Regions from separate parts of the Homo sapiens genome. Here region 1 is linked to region 2. A link is a loop called in an ENCODE intact Hi-C map of the cell type or tissue named here. Cell type or tissue: Calu3. All regions are shown on one strand.

Region 1 (8,000 bases), 100 kb before region 2:
AGGGGTGGGGGTGGCAGTGTGTCTGAGCTGTCAACTTCTGGCCACATAGATAATGCTAAATAGGCCATTGTCCCTGTTCACATGCTTGGGACTCAGGTAGTTTTTAGAAGCAAGAACATCCAGAACCTCTGATCTTTTTGCCTGGAATATCAAGTGGCCAGCTTCAGGCTCTTACACATCCTGGAGTACTGGCTTATGCCTTCCTTACTTCCTTTCCTAGCCCAGGGATGATTTTTAATATTTGGGGAATGGGGGTAGCCCCTTTCTTCTGTCTGCTTTTGTAGATTACCCTTTTTTTTTTCCTTTTAAAATTTATGTCCCTTCTTAACTTTGGCTTTCTAGTCTTATACATTCTCCTGAGGGATTAGGCTTTTGAAAAACAGCAGGAGGAAGCCTTTCTCTGTTTTCTATCCCTGAGATAATGAAGCTACAATCAAGGGAGGAAAGCCTGATACAGACAGACTGGAGAAGGAGGAAGTGGAAACACAAGGAGGAAAAGCCTTGGAGCAATTATCAAACTAATATCCAGCCACAAAATTATTGTTTTTATTATTTTTTAGAGACAGGGTATCACCATGTTGCCCAGGCTGGTGTTGAACTCCTGAGCTCAAGCAATCGCCCACCTCAGCCTCCTGAAGTGCTGGGATTGCAGGTGTGAGCCCCCACACCTGGCCTGAGACACAAAATTATTAACAGGACTACATTAAATTTTCCAATGGCTTTTTAAACTATTGACCCAGCTTTCTTACGTCCTGACAATAAATTAAATTTATCAGATTGGGGATGATCAAGAGAGTGGTCTTTAATGCAGTTTCAGGGATGAGGAAACATTGATGGATCTCTCCAAGATTCTATTTTAGGAAAAATTTTTGCATGAATATTGACTGACTCAACCATATATATTACTGATGACCAGATGATGCATCTGTTGATTTCTAAGACAAGCAATGTAACCAGACCCAACAAATGAAGAGCCAATTATCTTGACCTTCTAAGTCAGTGATCCAAACCTAGCTCAGAATCATTAAGGCTCTTATAAAAAATAAAAACCCAGACTCACTCCTGGACATTGCCATCTGGAGGAACGCCAGGCAATCTGTAGTTTTTAAAAGTTCCTGGGTGACTTTGGCCAATCTGGAGAAGCACCAATCTAAAAGATGAAATTTATTTAATAATCTGAGCCATGATTGCTATATATGTATGGTTCAGGCGAATATGAATATTTAGTGCTGTTTGGATACTGTCTACTATCATCTGCATAACAGCTGCCTTAGCAGAATTAGTTCAATAGGTTATACTTCTGTACCTTTGTTTTTAAAATACATAATTGTATTTAAAAGAAATGTATTAGCCTCTTGTATATAAACCTTTACTACTGTCCCATCAGTCTGGTAGGAAGATTTCTTGCCATTTGATAAAAGGAAAAACTGACACTGTTTCTAAGAAGCACCAAAAGTTAGTCAATTATGAGGACATTCCCAGATATTTTTTAGCAGAATAAACTTAGATGTACCCTTCCATATTACCTCAGGTCTTTGAGTGTCTATTTAGTCGTCAATTGGCAGTATCTAGTCCTCTTAATTTAACACAATTAGCATTTCTGAAATTAATCACCAAAGCATTCTAAATTACGCTGTTTGCTAATAGGAAGGACTCATTTTCCATGGAGGGCTATTTTTAAAATACCTGCTTCGGTGCAAGAATTTCATCTGCTTCAGCAAGTATTGTGGGTGTGCCTATGAGTGTGTGTGTGCTGTAGTGAGCTATACCTATCACTGCCTTTTTGCATTCTTGGCCAAGATACCATGCCAATCAGGCACAATAATGCACAATACAATAACAAAACTCAGACAAGACTGGGTGAATTGCTTAACCGCATGTGTCTGGTACATTTAGAACAGACAGTTGATCTGGTAGATTCAGGAGACATAGAACAGTCTTTCCAGGTGCTAAAATTCACTGGATATTTCAGTTAAGACAATAATATACATATTAAGAAGCACCTAACAAAAAGACACTGTCTAGTTAATTGTATAACAAAAGAGAGTCTTTGTTAAGGGACTTAATGCAGAGCCCAGCCCAGAAAGCCCAAGAGCTGGTGGAAAAGGATTTCAGGAAAGAAAGGAGAGGAATGTTAACCAAGCTAACCAGCTGAAGCTTATCACTTCCCCAGAAGTTGCGGTCTTTAGACCTGTTTGTGTAAGAGGTAATAAAACCTGGCAGGCTGGTACCTGTTAAGATGCCAACATAGGTGGTTTGTTCATGCAACCTGAAAGTCGGCTCTGCGCTCCTCCATGTGGGGGCTGGAGTAGCTACCTGGCCCTTGTCCTGGCCCTGGGGCTAGAGTCAGGGAGGCAGGGAGCAAAGTAAAGTTTGAGAAAAAAAAATCAGCTTTGGCCCCAGTGCCACCCTCTTTTCTCTCAGTCTCTGCTTGCAGTGTTGCAACTGTGTTTGGGGGTGTATGCTAACTTTGGGAAGACGTTGGCAGAGTGCTTTGAATGGCTATGTCATTTTTCATACAGCTGTTTTCTACCCAAGTTTTCTGGTTAAGTAGCATTTTTGCTTTGGTTTGCTTCCCCATTTTGACATCAATCTGTGTCCAGTGTTCTTCAGTGGTTCTCAGAGACTTGGCATCTGGCTACACTGATGTGATTCAGGTGCAAACACAGACGGTTGGAGAGAAAGTGCCTCTACTGGAAAATGCCTCTAGAAAGCACTTCTGAGAAGCTTGCTCTTTGCCACAGATACTGCTTTGCTCCATTCTAGCTTGGTTTGGCATACCCATAAATGTCTCCATACGGTTTATTAGGTTTTTGGTAGTAAGCTTATTCTAAAATAATTGGCTAAATGAAATGAAAACAGTCACAACTTGTTCCATAAAGAGATGATCTAATTTCAGCAAATCAGTGCCACTCGTTCTGGATTTTATCTTATAGTTTGTAAACATGGAGCAGGTAAGAAGTATGAGGCAGGTTGACAGCATTGTCTAGGTTGTGCACTGAACATCCTGGGGTACACCATTTAAATAGGCTTCTTTGAGTACTGACAAAATGACTCACCTTGCTGATGGCAGCGGCAGGCCATCCGGAGGGGCCGCTGCTATCATGTGGGCTGCAGTGGGGAGGCGCAAGAGGCGGCAGCAGGAGCAGCTGTGAGAGCAGCAGTGGTGGCGGTGGGTCCCCTGTACCCCGCGTCCCCGAGGCAGCCGACTGCACCACCCCCACCCTCGCACGGCCGGGCAGCACCTGCTCTCGCGCCCGGCCTCCACCGCGGCCTCAACCTCACTTCCCACTGCATGCTGGGGGAGGTGAATACCTGGCCGACAGCGCAGCTGGTACACGCAGGGCCGGCCCTAGGAGCGTCAGGTTCATTTGTGCCGGGTTGGCCCGAGTGCTGCGCCACCTGCACCTCACCCACTGCCCTGGGAGCTGAGCCAGTCTCCCACCGGTGGGGGAGCAGCGCGGTCAGGCACAGAGGGGCGGGCAGAGAGAGGCCCCAAGGTGGAGCTGGGTCTGGGGCAGTGCCACATTCCACAGAGCTGGCAGGAGCAGGCAGGATCCCTACCCTCCCAGGCGTGGCTGCAGCTGTCCAAGTTGCTGCTGGGGACCCAGGCACAACTGTACTCTCCCGGGCCCGGGAAAGCTTTCCCTTCCCCCTACAGGCTCGGAGGTGTCTGCTCCCACTGCCTGGCTTCTCCCCTCTGTTAGCGCCTGCTCTGATCACAGAGAAAAGTTGAAGACAAGCCCAGGTGCTGTCACAACCTGGCTAGGTGTGCTCACGCTCAGGGCAATGCTAACAAGCCAGCCCCCTGCCACCTAGGCCCCCTCTGGACTTTGGATGCCAACAAGCTTGGGAGGGAGACTGAGGGGGCACTGAGGGCAGCTTGGCACTGGTCTGCAGGCGCCCCTTGGCACAAACAGCCTGGGCGCCATGAACAGTGGCAAGAAGCAGACAGACTACTGTGGGGAGGGGGACAGGTCCCCCGTGAAGCCAGGGAGGTCCTGAAGCCTGGGGGCCAGGCTTCTAGTCCTGCGGACAAGAGTGGGAACTTGTGGTGCCTTTTTCCAGGCCTTCCCATGGCCATGGACCAATCAGCGTACACTTCCTCCCCTCTGAGGCCCGTGAAAGCCCGGACTCAGCCAGACTAGAGGAGACAATGGGAAGACTTAGCTGCAGAGAGAAGCTGCCCACGCCAGAGTCTCCTCTCTGCTGAGAGCTGGGGAGACAATGGGACGACCCTCTCTGCTGAGAGCTAAAGAAATGATAGGACGACCAGCTGTAGAGAAGAGCTACCCTGTGCTGAGAGCTGAACACTCGTCGGGACACTGGCTACGGAGAGGAGCTGCCCATTGCGGGTCTCCTCTGAGCTCTCCTATTGCTCAAAAAAGCTCCTCTTCATCTTCCTTACCCTCCACTTGTCTGTGTACCTAATTCTTCCTGGAGGCAGGATAAGAACTCAGGACCCACTGAATGGCAGGGCTGAAGGAGCAGTAGCACAAACAGGGCTGAAACACGACCTTTGCCCACCATGTTGCGGGCAACAAGAAGGAGAGAAGGAGAAAAGAGCTGCAGCCCTTTGGGGACCCCAGACCTAGGAGATCCCTGAGCCAGGGCTGTGATACCCGCTTTAGGACTCTGTGGTTCTGGGCATCTCCAAGGTTCTGGGTGCCACACTATGTTCCCCAGTGTCAGCCGTGGAAGCTGCTTATGGTACGTCTCGTCAAGCCACAGCCTCGCAGGGAGCTAGCGCCCATGCTGGTGCCTAGAGGTGCCTGTCCTGCTGCAGCTGGTATGCCTGGCTGTGCACAGTGGCCGGATCCCACGCTCTCTCACACACCCCTCACTTCTCCACACCTGGCTCGCCCTTGGCAGGCATGGGATCCAAGCTGGTAGAGGGAGCCAAGCGCAGCCTGACAGGCCAAGTGGGCAAAATGAGCTCAGTGGGCCACAGCAAAACTCGGGCAGAGGCGCCGCTGGCCACAGAGGTTTCTGGCTGGTGAAGCAACACTGCAAGGGTCCTGTAACATTGCTATTCAAGAAATTTAATCTTACAGGAATGGTTTTACAAAATTAGATTCAAAGATGGGGAAAAATATCCTATGAAAATCAGAGAATCTGGTCACCATTAAACTATAGTTCTGGGAAATTATTTTTTTGCATTAGAGCTGAATGTTTCATTTGACTCTCAACTTTATACGCCAAATTGCATATTTCACATAAATAACAGAGTTACCTCTTCTCCAACCTCCATTCTCAGTCTCTAGGAATAACCACTTTCAACTCTTGAGAGTTATTCTTTAGGTATTTCCTCTATATTTCAAAATCCCATATTTAAACTGCTTTTACTTGATTTTCCTGTTTTAGATATTATCTTTGGACTTCCTGTATACCATGGAAGATGAGAATTGAGCTTTCTTAAATATCTGCCCTCTTCAGTTCCACCCTAACTTTCTACAGAACTATATAATTTCAAGGTAGATCACACTTCAGTGTTTGTATTGTTCTGAATGTGATTTTTAGTCACAGCTGAGTCATGTGGTATAGTATTATTATATTTCCTTTCTTGTTGACCTTCTTGTTTTCCCTGTTAATAATTGTTTGTTCTTTTGTTAGCTTGGTTATCTATACACACTCACTAATTCATTCCTAACTCTCCATGTTCATGTTCCAACGCAGTCTGATTATTCTCAAGGCCTGCTACCTATTCCAGGTTGGAAATCATTTTTGCTCCACATTTTGAAGTAATTGCCCCATTGTTTTCTAGCTTCCACTGCTGGAGTTGAATAATCCAATGGCATTCTGATTCTGGATCTTTTGTCTGTGACACTTCTCCTTTTTCATTTCATGAGTCCCTTTGAGGACCCATGTGACTAGGGGCGGATTTCTTCCTATTCTCTGCATTGGTTTTGTTCCCTGCAAGTTCCTTTTTTTTTTTTTTTTTTTTTTTTTTTTTTGCTGTTTTTAAATTTTGGTTTCCTACTCCTCTGTTAGAGACTTTCCTCACCTGTCTAGTGATCTCTGGCTTTCCATTCACATTTAAACAAGCTATGAGAAGCTTTCTATATGGAGGAAGGGTTTTGTCAACTGCTAGACTCCATCCTGGGGCTGGAGTTGGTAAACTGAGGCCCATAGGCCAAACCAGTGGGTCAAAAATGACCCACTGCTCATTTTTATATGGCTCTAAGTGTGGTTTTTATATTGTTAAATGTTGAAGAAAATAATGAGAATAATATTTTCTGACACATGAAACTTCTTTATATTTTTATTCCAGTTAATTTTCTATAAAGAACAGGGTGAATGAATCCTAGTAGCTGGAATTCCGGTGGGAAGAGAACTATCTGGCATTCCTCACCCCCAAGAACCTGTATTCCTCATTAAAATGTTTCTGACCTTTTCATAGTTCTGATCCCAACTAGTAGACAGCTTTGCTATTGATAGAACCCGGAAAATTCAGTCATCATCCCCCTCAAGCCTGCTTCCATCTGACTGCTTGACAGACAATGGTGGTGATAGAGCTGCTCTGGAAAAAGTAACACTATGCCCACACTGTAATTGTGCTGTATCAAGCTTGCAAGTCCCAGATGGGAGTCGTGGGATGTTCTGCTTAACAGTTTAGTATGTGACTAATAGAGGATGTGCTCTTTGGGGCTGGATATTTCAGCAGAACCAGACAAATATCCTGTATGAGGAGTTTAGGGCCATAATTGTAAGAGTTTCCAGGGAAGTGGCTAAGGTAGGAGGGCTTTGGACATTGAATTACAAGTTTCTTACAACCTACACAGAATCTTTTTAAAAGACTTTTTTCTTTTTCTTGATAGGGCAGTCTGGACCCCTGGCTGATGTAGTGAACTTAGTTCCGCCTTCCTGACTAGTGTCAGGAATCATCTCTCAGAGATGTGGTCTTGCTACACAGAGACTGTCAGAGGTTATCTTTCTCTCACTACAACCAGTCATTTCCAAAGATAAGGGCACACTCAGGAGCATTTTCCTTGGGCTCTGAGAAGAGGCCTTGAACCCTGGCTCTGCAGGGCTGCTGTGATAGCACCAGAGGGGCAGGATGGGAGGCAGAACGACACAGATTCACAGGAACAAGTGTGTGCTCAGCAACTGAGGTACTTGTATTTTCAATAGGAACATAATCTTTTAAAAATGTTGATCAGTTCACATCACTATATTATGCAAAATATTCTCGTGGTTTCTCATCACATTTGTCACTAACTCCAAGTTCCTGGCCGTGGTGGCCTAGAAGGCCCTGCATGCTCTGGCCTCTTCCATCTCTCTGATCTCCTTTCCTGCTGTTTTATCCTTTGCTCATTCTGCGCCACCCACATCCGCCTCCTGTCTGCTCCTTGAACGTGCCAAGCTAGTTCCTTTCTCAGAGTCTGCATTGGCTCCTCCCTCTGCCCAGTGTGGTTTCCTCACATCTTTAGATGACTTACTCTCTTACTTCATTCAGGTGTCTGCTGAAATGTCAGCTCCTCACAGATCTTTCCTAACCATCCTCTCTAAAATAGTCCCCTCCCATCATCTGTCACCACTGGCAATCCCTCTATCAGCAAACTGGGATTTTGTCTGTCTCATCTCAGACCCATGCCCCACCTTCCTCCACTTTCTCTCTACTGCGGAGGCTGATCTCTGCAAATCACATCTCCTAGCCTCCTTTGCCAGTTGGCTTCAAGTTAACTTTGGTCATTACTCTTTTGGGGGAGAGGAGAAAGAAGGAAGTGGAAACGCCCAGGAGATTTCTCACCTTTTCTCTCCTTTGGGTGGCATCTCCAGATATGGCTGCATCTCCCCCATGATTCTAGCATCTGCGAAGTGGCCTTGGCCTCTGGGCTTCAATAATACCATTTCTTTCCTTTATTCTCCAGCCCAATAGGCAATTGCAAATTCCCAGTTTGCCTTATTGTCATGTTTGCTCTTTAAGCATTTCTGACACTGTTCTAATTTCCCATATTAAATCCTGGAATACTCTTTATTGGACTGTTTTCCTGGCTGGA
Region 2 (8,000 bases):
GGATCATGGGAGCATTGTGCACCACACCTTCCGACCCATCCTCATTCAAATATGCCTAATCTCAACCACCTCAAAATAGTGTGAAGAAAGGCAAAAGGCCTAGACTGAATAGTCTCTGCAAGAGTAAATGAGTGCAGGCTCTGGCACCAGGCTACCTGTGTTCAAATATCAGCTCCAGCACTCATACCTGCAAGATCTGGGGGGAAGTTACTGCCTCATCTTCCATTGATACAGGGCCAATGATGGTATCTACCTCTCAGAGTTTAGGGAAGGATTAAATAAGCGAATGCATGAAAAGCATCTAGCACAGTGTCTGGCCTATAATAAATGCTCAATAACTGTTCTTGGCTACTATTATCTCTATTAATAATGCCAAAGAAAACAATGTATCCACTCCCAGGTGATAGCAGGAAGTCAAGAAGTGAAGATGTGTCAATTCTACAATCCTGGTGGTCAAGACTGAAGGGGGGATGATAATGATAGAGAACAGCCCTTCCTCTGTCACAAGGGCTCCTTGGCAAATTTATACTGATCCCATCTTAGGGAGGACTCAGGCCACACCCACCTCACTGCTAGGCCAAACAGTATACTGTCCCCGCAAGGTACCCTGCCCTCTGGAGACTGTGAGCCTTCCCTGGCTGTCAGCCTGGCACAGGCTTCCTCTCTCTTCTTTCTCTGAAAGAAGAGAAAGTCTAAGGGCTTTCTTTGACAGCCAGTGCCTGCTCTGCCAGATCCCACTCTGCCTGTGCACATGGCAGGCCAGAAATACCAGGAGATTGACACCCACCACCAAGGAGCAGCCCTCAACCAGTAAGTGCCTCAACCAAGTGCTCAACCATTGGTAAAATAATTCTAACGTGTGTTCTACACCGACTACCAGAAAGCCTAGCAAGATTCCACTCCAGTCACCTAAAGGGGCAACTTGATATTGCATACTTTCTTCACTCCCCACCCTTCCCTGTCTCTTCTATGAGTTCTAGGTTCACCTTCCAAATAAACTATTCGCACTGAATCCTTCAAAATCAGGATCTGCTTCTAGGGGAACCTAGGTTAAAATAGGTATGGAGAGAAGTGTGTAAGAATCCTGCCTTTCAGGCTAGTAGGTTGATTACACCGAGGACTACAAAAAACAGATGGAGCTGCTCTTCCATGGGAATAACTGTCTGTCTGTCTGTCTGTCTGTCTGTCTATCTATCTACCTACCTACCTATCTATCTTAGGCAAAGAGATGAGAGCTGGGATCAGGAGCTGGGTCTACATGCACATAATGGTAAGGTCTGAGGATGTAGGAACAGAGCCCTGGTGGCATCTGTACGATATATACACATTTGCTCCAGAAAAGCCATGGAGAGAGGAGATGAGTGGCACAGAGCTGTGTACCAGAATGATGGAAAGAGAAGCCTAGGGGAGGTACAAGGACTAAGGAGAAGAATTATGTTAAACAAGGTATACGAGATGTTGAGGGCTATGGTAGATGCAATATAAACTTTTTCTCTGCCTCCCTGATGGAATCTTCAATAAAATCAGCATTGCCCAGTAAGGAGCTCAGTGGGAGTGGATTCTATTTGCTGATGGTCAGAGATGCCCTGTCCTTTATAATGCTGGGTGTGGCACAGCCAGAAAAATCACCTGTGGGGACATCTGACTTATATTTGTATCATTCACAACACCTGCTTCAGGGCTAAAGCACACAGTAACTTCCCACTGAATTCTTACTGAATGACTGAATAAATAAATGCACCTTTCCGTCTTTTGATAGGCACATCCATTAATAATCAATGATAATCACTTTCTGTGCTCTCTGGTTGAAATTACTTCAGTTGCAAAGCCTACCTATTCATATTTATTTCCCCACTCATGCCACTTCTATGTCAGTACAAACACACACACACAAACACACAAAATATGCACAGCTCTTCTAATATAGTCACTTGAACACACATAGAATTTAGTATTGGTGCTATTTAGCAAAGCTCAGAATAAAAACTCATTCAATCATCATTAAACAAATATTTATACAACAAATATTTATAAGTTATTGGAGAGTCAAAGATGAAAAAATAGGTTTCTTGTCTTCAAAGAGACCTCAGTATGAATTATGGTCATGAGTCTCTCTCCAACCCTTTTCCTTCGGTGTGAACCACTGGTGAATCATTCCATGGAAAATACCCAGGTCTCATTCACTTCCACTCTTTGGGGACAGACTTGCTGCACCATTAGCGTATTACCAGTCTTCTTTAAAGAAAACTCCCAAACTTGTCTTTGTCCTGGGAAGGTAGGAGTATGTACCAGAATGTGAGCACATTTTTTATTATCTCTTTCATCTCCAGGCTTCCTTTCAACCACCTGCCTTCCCTGACATCCTGCCCAAAAGGCAAAACAGAGTTTCTGGACATTTTGTTAAAAAAAAACCCAAAAAGTTGGAAAGCCCATTATTTGGACAGCACAGCCAATGTGTGTTGAAAGGCTATTCCAATGTAAGGCAGTTACAGATCAAAACTGAGCCAAGAGCTCTATGCAGGGGTGAAGGAAAAGAAATAGAGGGCAAAATGGGACGGAGGTGGCTTGACGTACAAGGTGAGGGCTTTGTAAGAATCTATAAGCTTTCTACAAACAAACATAATTTTACAATTTAATTTATTACTGGCTTTAGGGACTGTCAGTGTTGTTCTTTGGAAATTACCCATTTGAACACCTCAGAAAATCTGATGGATAAAACAAAAAGTCGAGTCTCTCTCCAACCCTTTTCCTTCGGTGTGAAACACTGGTGAATCATTCCATGGAAAATAGGAAAAATAGTAAAGAGGCTTAAGTTGTAAGTTACAAATCTGACTTTAACCTTCAAAGAGAAAGAAAAATAGTTTCTGGCTTGAAAAAGAACAATTATGCACACTTGCCTGTTTTCAGGCTCAATTCCACAAGCCCTTAGAAGATAAATCCAACTATAAATTACTATGTTAATGGACTTAGAATCCGAGTGGCACTGCATTGTTTGCTTTTTGTTTCTTTCTGCACTTGATTTGTGTTTAAAGAAGGCTTATTCCACCCTAACAAATTTATATAACGGATTTCAATGTATGTCTCCCTAATGTAAAATGATTTTTTAAAAGTACGACATTTAACAAGTAGTTTTATCTTCAAATAGCAAATATATATGTGATACATAAAACAGCAAACCAGTAAGTATTAAAGCAGGTACCGGGTTCTTCGTCACATTGTCTGGGATGCCCTTTGCGGCTTTTATTTTTTCTCTTTCTTGTTTGAGTCTTTTCAATGCTATTTTTTTAAAAACATGCAACATTGTTCCTACCTTGAAAGAGTTTGCAGAAGAAATAATGTTTTATTTTCATGTAACAAATGGAAAATAATCTAGGGCTCTTGTTTTTTAAACTGAAAACTGTAGAAATTTAGAGAGGGGCAAGGTCATTTTAGGTTATAGATATTTAATAAAGATTAACTAATTAATTAATACCCGTTTGTGAATGACCACTAGATAATGGTGAGGTTGGAACTAAGCATCGGAAAGCTGTAAAAAAGGCACTAAACAGGCATTCACTACAAGGATATGTAGGAGATGGGTGAGGGATGGGGGCAGGGTAGGCTGTGGTTGAAAAGAGCAAGTCCAAAGAATGTGATAAGATCAGAGAGGGGAGGTAGAATCTGGTGACAGAGAGACTGGAAGGAGTAAAGTGATGGTAATTTTCCTTGCCATATCTGGGGCAAGTAATAATTTGTGTCTTCAAAGGAGCTATTATTATTTTTATTGACAAGTGATTAAATCAGTAAAATCTCCAGTCTTTAGTAAAAAATAAAATCTGGGTTTCTCCAATTGAAAGAAAAAAAGATTTCCTGAGGTTTAAGCAAACACTGAGGTGAAAACTCCAGTTCTCTTTTTGGTCATGACTAAGTGATGAATCATTCTCTTCAAACATCACAATATGTATTAAATAGCATAAAAATATAATTTTCAGGCATCTTAAATATATGAAGAGCCAGTATTTCCAGCTCTTAGGAACTAAAATATGTATGGAAAGAGAATTTAAAAAAATACAAGCCTAGACAAATACTTTTTTCTCCTGCTTTCTAAGCCAATATAAAATTAGTGTAACTTTGGCTGAAAGTGGGGATTATGGGAAAGTGTAATACACACAAGATTAATTGGGTCACATTGCAAAATCCGATGACTGATTTGAACTTTCATGTTACCCAAACCAGTTTTGCTTGATTATTGAGAATCTTGAAGGTAGAAAAATCCAACTAAATAAACACTCAAAGATATTTTAGCATTTCTCAGTTTTTACTCTTACCTCAAGTTTTTCCTATGTATGAATTTAAGACCTTTAAACTTAGTTAATTATTATCTTGAAACTTATGTAAATGTGTGACTTCAGTTAAAAATACATTGCTAACTCATTAAAGGGAAATGACAAGAAACAGCATCATTTAAGTCAAGGGTTGGCAAACTTTTTCTTAAAAGGCTAGGTAGTAAATATTTTAGGCTTATAATCATTAATAACTCCACTGTTATAGAGTCAAAGAAGCTACAGACAATATATAAACAAATAAGTATACTGTGTATCAATAAAATTTTATTTATAAAAACAGGTGGTTGTCCCAGGGTCATAGTTTGACAATCTTTGATCTAAATATTGCCATCATTAAGGTAACTGGTAAGCCTCTTCCAAGCTGAATACCAGTATGAGCCCCCTCACTTCTATTTTATTACTATTTCCTGGGATGGGGAGTTGGTCCATGGAAATGGGACAATAGATGTTTTTGTGATAAACACTATTTTATTGATAAATGTTACTCCTTTTCAACTTTTCGTATTTTAATTTTTAACTCTGAAACATGTCAAACAGGTAAAAGAGTAAGAAAATAATATAACAGACACCATTATACTTACCACACTTATTTTACAGTCATGTTTTCATATTTGCTCCAGATTATTTTTTGAAGGAATAAAATATTACAGATACAACTAAATGCTTATTCCCATTCCATTCTCCTTTCTCTATGCCAAGAAATTAATCCTTCCTTTGTAGGTAGTCTTTTCTCTCTGTTTGCTTTTAGGATTTTCCTATTGTCTTTGATGTTCTGCTATCTGAGGATTCATATCTTTCATCAACTCTGAAAAATTATCAACAAATATCCCTTTGAATATTATATTTCCCCCATCTTCTGTGTTTTCTCTCCTTCTATAACTCCTACTTCAGCATATGTTTGATCTTCTATACTCTGTGCTTAAGCCTTTGTTTTGTCCTGTTTCTTTATCTCTTTGTGCTGCAATTGGGGTAATTTCCTTGTCTGCCTTCCATTTGTTAATTCCCTCTTAAATTGTCTAAGCTTTATGTCAACTAGCTTTTTTTTTTTTTTTTTTTTTTTTTTTGAGACAGAGTCTTGCTCTGTCGCCAGGCTGGAGTGCAGTGGCGCAATCTTGGCTCATTGCAACCTCCACCTCCTGGGTTCAAGCAATTCTCCTGCTTCAGCCTCCCAAGTAGCTGGGACTACAGGCACATGCCACCATGCCTGGCTAATTTTTGTATTCTTAGTAGAGACAGAGTTTCACCACGTTGATTGAGCAGGATGGTCTCAATCTCCTGACCTGGTGATCCGCCCACCTCGGCCTCCCAAAGTGCTGGGATTACAGGCATGAGCCACCATGCCCGGCCTCAACTAACTTTTATTCAAGGACTTTTTCTTCCTATCTAAAGGTCATTTTTCTTTTTCAAATTGATCATATATTTTTATAGTGTCATATGTTTTGATATTTATTTTTCCCTTTTTTACTCTAATCATTTGGTTTTATAGATGATTTCACATTGTTTGATTTGATTATATCATATTTGACAGTAAGGAGGAGTACATAATTCTTATATTTGTTGTGTGTGCTCACTTTCCACCATGGCTTAGAATTTATTTGTGTGTGAGAGTTTATTTAAACAGAAAAGTGTTCTTGTCTTAGCTTCATTTTTTTCCTATTGGAGTTCTTGCATACATAGAAGTTCTGGTTGGGAATGTTTTCATTTTTGTTTTTGCTGGATGCTCCAAGGATTTCACCAAACTTAGATAAGTCTTATTGTTAATTTTTCAAACTAGGAATGTCCATGCCCATAGATGACATAAATTTGGTCAGGCTTGGAGTTTTTAGTTTTCACAGGTGACTTTTTTTTCCTCTCCTCAGAATCCCAACAAAGACAAGTTTCCTTTTTGCTTTCTGTATCAGTGGGTAGAATTGTTCTTATCCCCTTTTCACTGAGGCAGCAGCTCTTCTCTTATCCCAGCTTTATGGTGGGCATGATGCTTTAGCTCCCCCACCTTTCCTGAGCCCAAAGCCATGTCTTCTGTACCTACATGGGCATTAAAAACACCTTTAGGTATACCTGAAGACTTAAATGTTGGGCAATTTGCCTCTTGTTGCTGAAGTCCTAGGTCCTGAATTTAAAGTACCTCCTATTTATCTGTCATTTTCTTGTTTTTGAATTCAGGTATGCCATTAAACATTGTTTTATTGAATATATCTAGCATTTATATATCTTCATAAATAAATGACAAAGCTCTGAGTTATCTTTGTCATATTGCTGAAACAACTCTTTAAGTTAGCATGGCATCATTCCAAGGATTTGTATAGTTATAGTATATATTTTTTAATTATAAAGCCATTTTGGGGGTGTTCTTTAACATCCTAAAGTATGCTTTCGTTCTTGACTACAAGTTATATGCACTCTTACAGAATTTGGGCTTTGTCTGAACAAAAAGCTTTGCTTGCTAACTATTTGATAATAGAGGAACCGTACAGAAGATTCTTGCACTTAAGACTCTATTTCCCATGAGTGTATAATATATAGTATTAAAGGTGTTATAAATACAACTCTCTTTAAAAATCTAATAGATTTTACAAATTTCTCTTGATACATAATTGGAAGTGTCATTTATCATTATGCCAAAAGAAAGCCAGCACACTCCATGATCAAGGATATTTTTGCAAGTATATTTGGAAATTTATTTTTTGCATTGTAGGAAAATGCATGGCATTTACACATTCACGAATAGCATACAACCACACTGCCAGAAATCTAAGTAGTTAATATGGCTTGAAAACAGATTTTGCATATTATATCTATAATTTTGCTAATTCCATCCCAAATAAGGATCAGTATTGCAGCTGAATTTCTGCTTCAGTTCATATTAAGGTGCTTTTTCCCAGTGTCTGAGCCACTATACCATAATCCTCTGAAGTTGTAAGCATATGTAAAAATTGCAAGGTGGTAGCCAGCAAATGTCCTTAATATCTCTTCTTCATAGTCATCCTACAAAAATAGGAGTTTTAGGAAATGCTACTGAATTCAATTTTCTTTACATGAGGGACTGTGATTAGTGAGGCACCATGTGCTGAAATGCTAAGCCTAAATAAATGTTGATGCTAGTGTCTTCCTGGAGGATGTAACAGAAAGAGTATAGTCCAGCCCCTTCCTCCACTCCCTATCAAGAGTTTATAGCATCTAATAAATATCACAAGTGTTAGCATTTTCACAATGGAAATTTAAAGATCACATGACAGCTTGAGTCATTTTGTTAATACCTTTATGTGCTCATTTTTGTCTGATTATGGCATGATAAAGCTGGCCACCAATCTGGAAAATTCAAGCCAACAGCCAGCTTTTCTGGCAAAGAGATTGGCCTAATCCTCACTTAGGAACATTTATTTTCAACTCAGCTCATTAGCTTTCCTTTTCCTCCTGAGCTTATCCTTTTGTGTTTTCTTGATCATTGAAATACTTCCCATGGAAATTCAGATTTCAGATTGTTCTACACAGAGTTGCAGAAGAAGCAGTGGATCTTTTATCATTTTATTTATTTATTTTATTTTATATTATTATTATACTTTAAGTTTTAGGGTACATGTGCACAATGTGCAGGTTAGTTACATATGTATACATGTGCCATGTTGGTGTCCTGCACCCATTAACTCGTCATTTAGCATTAGGTATATCTCCTAA

The links. A loop is a pair of places that touch in the nucleus more often than their neighbours do. Peaks named below come from ENCODE experiments on the same cell type or tissue, not always from the same donor. Only the 100,000 strongest peaks of a DNase experiment are listed, where the experiment ranks them.
Region 1: a loop joins it to region 2, with 2.4 times the contacts of the local background. A loop is called at or near these places in 3 of 110 quality-filtered maps.

Annotation. Positions count from the first base shown.
Region 1 is chr2:160,645,055-160,653,054 of GRCh38, forward strand. It overlaps LOC105373718 (a long non-coding RNA gene), which reads right to left and starts at 3,468. Exons shown (of 3, transcript XR_923526.3): 1 at 3,316-3,468; 2 at 3,060-3,149. In Calu3, no CTCF peak of the experiment used is centred here; DNase peaks (open chromatin) are centred at 2,267 and 3,427.
Region 2 is chr2:160,749,053-160,757,052 of GRCh38, forward strand. No RefSeq gene overlaps it. Among named protein-coding and RNA genes, the nearest start is that of RBMS1, 260 kb to the left of the region's middle. In Calu3, no CTCF peak of the experiment used is centred here; a DNase peak (open chromatin) is centred at 3,609.